2 separate regions of the Homo sapiens genome follow, and region 2 is linked to region 1. A link is an interaction called in ENCODE POLR2A ChIA-PET data of the cell type or tissue named here. Cell type or tissue: CD4-positive, alpha-beta T cell. All regions are shown on one strand. Each heading gives the region's core, and the rest is flanking DNA. Links, peaks and the distances in the headings are about the cores only.

Region 1 (4,394 bases), core at 104-4,103:
TCTCCTTCCATACCCCTCTCCTCTGTCTTCCCCTTCTGTTTCCTCCCTTGTGTTCATCACTATTTTAGAGGCTTAAAACACAAGCGTCTTTACTATTTTAAATAATATGTATATATGTGTGTGTAACATGAAACTTCCCATTTTAACTATTTTAAGCGTACAATTCAGTGGCATTAAATACATTCATGAAATTAAAAAATTCTTTTGATATATAACAGATGTACATATTTTCAGGGTACATGTGATAATTTAATACATTCATATATTTTATAAAAATCAAATCATGTCATTAGGTATCCTTTACCTCAAATATTTCTTTATGCTAGAAACATTCAAATTATTCTCTTCTATTTTGAAATATACAATAGATTATTGTAAACTGTAGCCACCCTACTGATCTATTGAATCCTAGGTCTTATTTTTCCTGTCAAACTGTATGTTTATACCCATTCATCAACCTCTCTTTGTCCTCCCCCCACACTTCCTGGCCTCTGGTACCACTAATATACTCTCTATCTTCATGTGATCCACTTTTTTAGCTCCCACATGTAAGTGAGAACATGCGATAGTTGTTTTTCTGTGTTTGGCTTATTCACTTAACAAAATGACCTATGGTGCCATCTATGTTGTTGCAAATGACAAGATTTCATTCTTTTTATGGCTGAATAATATTATATATATCACATTTTCTTAATCTATTTATCCACTTCTGGGCACTTAGGTTGATTTCATATTTTGGCCATTATGAATATCTCTGCAGTAAACATGGGAAGGCAGATATCTCTTCAATATATTGGTTTACTTTCTTTTAGATATATACCCAGCAGTGGAACTTCTAGATCATATGATAGTTCTATTTTTAGTTTTTTGAGGAACCTTCATACAGTTTTCCATAGTAGCTGTACTAATTTATATTCCCACTAACAGTTTATCAGGGTTCCCCTTTCTCCACGTCTTCTCCAGCATCTTTTTACAGAAAAGATATTCTTGGCCAGGCGCAGTGGCTCATGCCTGTAATCCCAGCACTTTGGGAGGCCGAGGCTGGTGGATCACCTGAGGTTGGGAGTTTGAGACCAGCCTGGCCAACATGGTGAGACCCCATCTCTACTAAAAATACAAAAATCAGCCGGGCATGGTGGTGGGCGCCTGTAATCCCAGCTACTCAGGAGGCTGAGGCAGGAGAATCGCTTGAACCTGGAGATGGAGGTTGCAGTGAGTCAAGATTGCACCATTGCACTTCAGCCTGGGTGACAGGAGTGAAACTCTATCTCAAAAAAAAAAAAAAAAAAAAGATGTTCTCTATTTTTTTTGTAAAAAGCCATTTTAACTGGGATGAAATGATATCTCATTTAATTTTGATTTGCTTTTCTCTGATGATTAGTGACATTGAGCATTTTTTCATATCTCTGTTGACCATTTGTATGTCTTCTTTTGAGAAATATCTATTCAGATCTTTTGCCCATTTTTAAACTGGATTATTTGGTTTTTTGTTACAGAGTTGTTTGAGCTCCTTATATATTCTGGTTATTAATCCCTCGTCAGATTGATACTTTGCAAATATTTTCTCCTATTCTGTGGGTTGTCTCTTCACTTTGTTGATTGTTTCCATGGCTGTCCTGAAGCTTTTTAGCTTGACATAATCCCATTTTTCTATTTTTGGTTTGGTTGCCTATGCTTTTGAGGTCTTCCACAAAAAATCTCTTTGCCCAGACCAATGTCCTGGAATATTTCTCCAATGTTTTCTTCTAGTAGTTTCATAGTTTCAGGTCTTACATTTAAATGTTTAATCCATTTTTATTTGATTTTTTTATATGGTGAGAGATAGGGGTCTAGTTTCATTCATCTGCATGTGGTTATTTAGTTTTCCCAGAACCATTTATTGAAAGGACTGTTCTTTCCCCATTGTGTGTTCCTGGAGCCTTTGTCAAAAATGAGTTCTCTGTAAATGCATGGATTTATATCTAGGTTATCTATTCTGTTCCATTGGTCTTTGTGTCTCTTTTTATGCCAGTACTATGCTGATTTGGTTACTATAGCTTTGTACTACATTTTGTTTTTTTGTTTTATTTTAGAGACAGGATTTTTCTCTGGTGTCCAGGCTGGAGTGCAGTGGTATGATCATAGGTCACTGCAGCCTCAGTCTCCTTGGGCTCATGGGATCCTCCTGCTTCAGCCTCCTGAATAGCTGGGGCTATAGGTGTGTACCACCGTGGCCAGTTCGTAGTGTATTTTGAAGTCAGGAAATGTGATGCCTCCAGCTTCGTTCTTTTTACTCAGGCTTACTTTGGCTATTTGAGGTCTTTTGTAGTTCCGTATAAATTTTAGGATTTTTTTTCTATATCTATGAAGAATGCCTTTGCTATTTTGACAGAGATTGCACCAAATCTATAAATTGCTTTGGGTAATATTGTTATTTTAACAATATTAATTTTTCCAATACATAGCATGGGATATCTCTCCATTTTTTTGCATCCTCTTCAATTTATTTCATCAGTTTTATAGTTTTTCTTGTATAGATCTTTCACTTTGGTTACATCGATTCTTAGGTATTTTACATTCTTTGTAGCTGTTGGAAATGGGATTGCACTCAACTTCTTTTTCAGATTGTTTGCTGTTAGCGTATACAAATGCTACTGGGTTTTGTATGTTGAATTATCCTGCAACTTTACTGAATTCATTCATCAACTCTAACGGTTTTTTGTTGGAGTCCCTTTTTTTTTTTTTTTTTTTTTTGAGGAGGAGGAGGAGTCTTGCTTTTATCGCCCAGGCTGGAGTGCAATGGCACGATCTCAGCTCACTGCAACCTCCGCCTCCCGAGTTCAAGTGATTCTCCTGCCTCAGCCTCCCAAGTTAGCTGGGATTACAGGCACCTGCCACCACACCTGGCTAATTTTTTTTTTTTTTGTATTTTTAGTAGAGACAGCATTTCACCGTGTTGGCCAGGCTGGTCTCAAACTCCTGACCTCAGATGATCTGCCCACCTCGGCCTCCCAAAGTGCTGGGATTACAGGTATAAGCCACTGTGCCCGGCCTTTTTTTTTTTTTTAAGAGAGAGACAGGATCTCACTGTATTGCCCAGGCTGGTGTCGAACTCCTGGCCTCAAGCAATCCAACCACCTCAGCTTCCCAAAGTGTTAGGATTACAAGTGTAAGCCACCACGCCCCATGGAGTCTTTAGATTTTTCTAAGTAGAAGACCATGCCATCTGCAAACAAGGCTAATCTGACTTCTTCATTTCCAGTTTGGATGCCCTTCATTTCCTTCTCTTGCCTAATTGCTCTGGCCAGAACTCCCAATACTACATGGAATAAAAGTGGTAAAAGTGGGCATCCTTGTCTTGTTCCAGATCTTAGAGGAAAGGCTTTCAATTTTTCTCCATTTATTACAATGTTAGCTGTGAGTTTGTCATAGATAGCGTTTATTATTTTAAGGTATGTTGCCTCTATACCCAATATTTTAGGGCTTTTATAACACGATGTTGAATTTTTTTAGAAAGCTTTTTCAGGGTCTATTGAAATGATCATATATGGTTTTTGCTCTTGGTTCTGTTACTATGATGTGTCATGCATATTGATTTGTGCATGTTGAACCATCCTTGCATCCCTGGGATGAATCCCATCTGATCATGGTGAAAGATCTATACTCACAATATTGTACAACCATCACCACTATCTATTTCCAAAACTTTTTCATCACACCAAACAGAAACTCTGTACCTACCAAGCAATAACTCCTCATACTCCCTGACCCCAGCTCCTAGTATCCTCTATTCTGCTTTCTGTCTCCATGAATTTGCCTTTTCTAGGTATCTTACATAAATAGAATCATAAAATATTTGTCCCTTTGTGTCTGGTTTCTTTTACTTAGAAATGTTTTCAGGCTTCATCTATGTTGTCAAATATATCAGAATTTCATTCCTTTTTAAGGCTGGATAATATCCCTAACAGTGTGTGAGGATCTCAGTTTCTCCATTTCCTTACCAACAGTTGTTTTTCCTTTTAAAAAATTATCATAGCCATCCTAGGATCTGTCTAATTTTGTCACATAAGGTGTTACTGTGGAAAGGAGCACGGATCTACGCAGAAGTCCAAGCCTCATCACTAACAGACTAACAGTGTGAGGTGGACAATCCTGGAGCTCTTAGTGCCTCAGTTTCTTTCTCTGTAAAGTGGAGCTAATAATGCCTGCCTGGCAAAGCTGTATAGGTGGAGTGAAGATAATGATGCATATAAAATACTAGTACAGACTCTAGAATGTGGTAGCTATTATTTTCCACAGAATGTAAACTTAATGGAGGCAGAGATTTGGTCTGTTAGGCACACCTTAGTATCCCAACCCCTGGAGCAGTGAGTGGCACTCAGTAGGCACTCCAAAAACATCTGCGGAATGAATGA
Region 2 (4,394 bases), core at 270-4,269, 64 kb after region 1:
CTCTACTAAAAATACAAAAAATTAGCCGGGTGAGGTGGTGGGTGCCTGTAGTCCCAGCTGCTGGGAAGGCTGAGGCAGGAGAATGGCATGAACCCGGGAGGCAGAGCTTGCAGTGAGCTGAGATCACGCCACTGCACTGCAGCCCGGGCGACAGAGTGAGACTCTGTCTCAAAAAAAAAAAAAGAAAGGGTGACCTCCCACCCATACCTGACCCACAGAGCCTTGGAGAAGTGTTCAGCTTCTTGTTGCTTTCCTTTACTGGGCAGCCCTTTGAGGCTCTCTTCTTGATACTGGGGCTCAAAGCCACAGGCAGGCTTTAAACCGCTTCATTTGTGGGTGCGAAAGTCCACAGGCCATTGTGGTGTCAGTTCCACTCACTGTTTATGTTTCAATTCTTCTCGCACATAGGCATTTCTCTTTCCAATTTGGCTGCATGTCTACGGACGTCATTTGTTTTATTTTATCTGGTATTTTTCTGTGATAGTGGTGGAAAGGGGAAGCTCTTTCACGTTAATTTAGTCCCGTATCCTACTGAAAGTTTGTTCAAATGCTTAGCGTGTCATATGAAGCTTTTCATGATGCAGCCCATTCTACCTCTCCTGCATAAACTTAGCTCTTAAATTTTACACTTCAGCAAATTGAACTATTTGCATACCATGTACTGTAATGTTTAAAAGCACAGGTTTTAGGGTCCAGCTGTTTGGCTTGGAACCTGTCTTTTCATAAGGTATGATTTTGGACAAGTTACTTATCCCTTCCATAACTCAGCTTTCTCATCTGTAAAATGGCAGCGTCCGGCATGCAGTAACCCTGATCCCTGTTGGCTGCCTCTGTGGTTGCTGCCCCCAGCAGTTGAGGCTGCCAGGCCTCTGCGCAATTGCACTGTTTATTCCTTTGCTGGAATTGCCTGTCTCCCCTCCTCTCCTTGATCCCTCCCAGGAGAGCAGCCTTTACTCCTTCAGAGCTTGGGGTCTCTGTCTGTAGTAACTATCACTCTGTGGGTCGCTGCTTGTTTACGTATCTTTTTTTTTTTGAGACAGAGTGTTGCTCTGTCGCCAGGCTGGAGTGCAGTGGTGCGATCTTGGCTCACGGCAACCTCTGCCTTCTGGGTTCAGGCCATTCTCTTGCCTCAGCCTCCCACGTAGCTGGGACTACAGGCGTGCACCACCATGCCCAGCTAATTTTTGTATTTTTAGTAGAGACGGGGTTTCACCCTGTTGGCCAGGATGGTCTCCATCTCTTGACTTTGTGATCCGCCCGCCTCGGCCTCCCAAAGTGCTGGGATTACAGGCATGAGCTACTGCGCCTGGCCACGTATCTCCTTTTTTCAGCCGACTCTGACCCCCTTGAGAGCAGGGTCTTGTTTTTCTTGGTACTTGAAACTCCTTACATTCTACCTGTCATTTGGTGGGCATTCAGTGTTGGTAGTTTAATTGCATTGAATTTCTCTGGCTGAGTAGAGGCAAGTGCTGGGAGTGGTATGGGACGCAGAGGCAGGGAATGACAGCAGGAAAGCTTGTTTTTTGGCACATTTTGTGCCAAGTTGATGGAAATGTGAATCAGTATGGCTGGGACACAAGGTAACAATTCTTAGTCTAGCTGAGGATGCCAGAGACTTAAAACAAGCCAGTGGCCAGAAAAAGCCACTAAATCTTGCAAATTAAAGTGGTTTCCAGACTTAAGAATGCATGCCCCACATTCCCTTCCCAAACTCAGCGTCTCTGAGTGCCAGGTGGAGGAATACAAACTAATTATAATCCTAGTGGGCCCTGAGAATCTTTAATTTTAGAATAAGGCTGCACTTCTGAAAGGCGCAGTTGCTTTAGGAGTAGGTGACTCTGTATGCCCGGGGCCTCCGAGGAGACCAGGATGTGAAAACTCAGTACCTGGCATTTAGAGCTGTGTCACCCATCACTTCTGACCTCGTTAAGATTTCTACCCTACTGCGACTTAACAACTAAAAAGGGCAGATGAGATAGGTCCGGGGCAGAGCTTAATGGCCTGTGTCATTCTCCTCAGCTTTGCCTGAATTCTCTGGACTCTTGAGACTCTATCATAGGAATATTCTCAGAAGAGAAGGCAATCGAACCTTTAAAGATCCCCAGATTATCCATCAGATAACAGTCTCATGAGAGTGATGAACAATGACAGCACCAACTCTCAATTCCCTTGGCTGGAATTTCAGGAATCAGCTTGAACTCAGAGGTGGGCACAGGGTTAGGGCTTGGAGTAGGCGTCTTTTCTTTCTTTTTTTTTTTTTTTTTCTTTTTTGAGATAGCGTCTCACTCTTGTTGCCCAGGCTGGAGTGCAATGGCTCAATCTCTGCTCACTGCAACCTACGCCTCCTGGTTTCAAGCGATTCTCCTGCCTCAGCCTCCCGAGTAGCTGGGGTTACAGGCATCCGCCACCACGCTCGGCTAATTTTTGTATTTTTAGTAGAGATGGGGTTTTACCATGTTGCCCAGGCTAGTCTCGAACTCCTGACCTTGTGGTCTGCCCACCTTAGCCTCCCAAAGTGCTGGTATTACAGGCATGAGCCACCGCGCCTGGCTTGCAGTAGGCATCTTTGCCCAACCCACGTGAATCCCATTAGTTCTTTCTTGACAGCTCTCAGTCTGTGGTCATATATTAAGCAACTATGTGTTCAGTACTGTGCTGGGTGCTATTGCTGAAGATACGGAAATAGTAATGCCACAAGTCCCTCTTCTTAGAGAGGAGAGCTTGCACTCTAGTTGGAGAGAATTCCTAGCACACAGAAAGCTGCAACCAGTGGTGCCCAACAGTAATGCTGTCTGATGCCACTGCATGCAAGTGTGTCCCTTTGACAACTTGGTGCTTTTGCCCAAAAGGAGCTGTTCTCTTTCTGAGGCTTGGACTATTCGTTTGTTTTTTCTCAGATGACTTGCTGGCACTGTTACAGACTGGTCTGAATTAACTAGGACTACCTTTTATCTGTTTCTGAGGAATAGCCCCAAATGTGCTCTCTCTTGGTCTTTATGAACTTTTCCTTTCTTCCATTTCTCCAAATTATGATAGATTAACTTTGCAGTGTCATCTGCTAATCTCCAAGGTCTTCTAGGGGCACGTCATCAGCAGTTGCTGCTTTTGAGGTATCAAGGTTTGTCCTGTGGAGTCTCAGATAGTTTCTTTACCTGTTCAATGAATCTGATTTTCCATTTTTCTAGGAGAGTGTATCTCAAAGTGATTGCTGAATCAGAATGTCTGGGAGTGTGACTTGGAATCTATTACTGAAGATTAGAGGAAAATGTAGCAAATTGTGATCTGAAGCATTTATGGATGGATTGATGGATTGATGGATAGGGATTCTGACTGAGTTAGGTAGTCTATAGTCTCAGACAGTTGTGGAAGCTCCATTAGGTCATGAGCAACCCAGACTCCTTCCAATTCTGTGCCCTGCCATTCTTAGGGTGTGGCTGCTGTCCTCATGGTCCAAAATGGTTGCCGTGGTTCCACATCTCACAGTGAGATAGAAGAAGACAGAAGAATGATGTCTCACCTCCCTTCTAAGGAGACTTCAGCAAAGCCTGCCTCTACCACTTTCTGTGACTGAGGGAAAGTTAATTCATACTCAGAGCCAATTAACCTCGTGTTTTTTTTTTTTGTTTGTTTTTTTTTTTTTTTTTTTTTTTTTTTTTTGAGACAAGGTCTTACTTTGTCGCCCAGGCTGTAGTGCAGTAGCACAATCTCGGCTCACTGCAGCCTCGACCTTTCGGGCTCAAGCAGGGCTCCTCCCTGCTCAGCCTCCCGAGTAGCTGGAACTACAGGCACATGCACCACACCCGGCTAATTTTTAAATTTTTTCGTAGAGATTGGGGGTCTTGTTATGTTGCCCAGGTTGGTCTGGAACTCCTGGGCTCAAGTGATCCTCCTGCCCTGGCCTCCCAAAGTGCTGGGATTACAGGAGTGAGCCACTGCACCCAACCAGTTACCTCATTTGTAAAACAGGCATGGTAACACTTAGTGCAGGAGCAAGAGGATCAGGGAGCACACATACATACAAAGTGCTTGGTGCTGATGCCCAGCCTGCAGCACCTGTTCTCTAAATCATAGCAGCAATTGCTGCTGCAGCACACTTCTCTTTCTCCTCTCTCCACCGCTCCATCTCTCCAGGGTCTCTACCTTGCCTGTCAGGCTCCACTTTCCTTTGCTCCTGCCTTTTGCATCTGTTCCTCTCTGCATTCTCCCCTCATCTCCTCTCTTCCGTGCACCTCATTTTCCTGCTCCCCTCCTGCCTCTGTCCCTCATCTTCTTTTCAGAGACTTAAAACCAGCCAGTGGCCACTGGCTTTTCAGTGTCTCCTCCTCCTCCTTGAACTACCTCTTCCTTCTAGTGCTTCTGTCCTTCCCTCCTCCTGACCTCCAGTGAACAATAAT

What was found. ChIA-PET counts read pairs that join two places held together with the same protein. Peaks named below come from ENCODE experiments on the same cell type or tissue, not always from the same donor. Only the 100,000 strongest peaks of a DNase experiment are listed, where the experiment ranks them.
Region 2: POLR2A ChIA-PET joins it to region 1 with 5 read pairs; 4 of 35 experiments call an interaction of 5 or more read pairs at or near these places.

What each region holds. Positions count from the first base shown.
Region 1 is chr6:35,313,137-35,317,530 of GRCh38, forward strand. All of the region lies in intron 5 of DEF6 (DEF6 guanine nucleotide exchange factor), which reads left to right. Among named protein-coding and RNA genes, the nearest start is that of DEF6, 18 kb to the left of the region's middle. In CD4-positive, alpha-beta T cell, for the core only: no CTCF peak of the experiment used is centred there; no DNase peak of the experiment used is centred there; H3K27ac peaks cover 929 bases.
Region 2 is chr6:35,376,850-35,381,243 of GRCh38, forward strand. All of the region lies in intron 2 of PPARD (peroxisome proliferator activated receptor delta), which reads left to right. Among named protein-coding and RNA genes, the nearest start is that of PPARD, 36 kb to the left of the region's middle. In CD4-positive, alpha-beta T cell, for the core only: no CTCF peak of the experiment used is centred there; no DNase peak of the experiment used is centred there.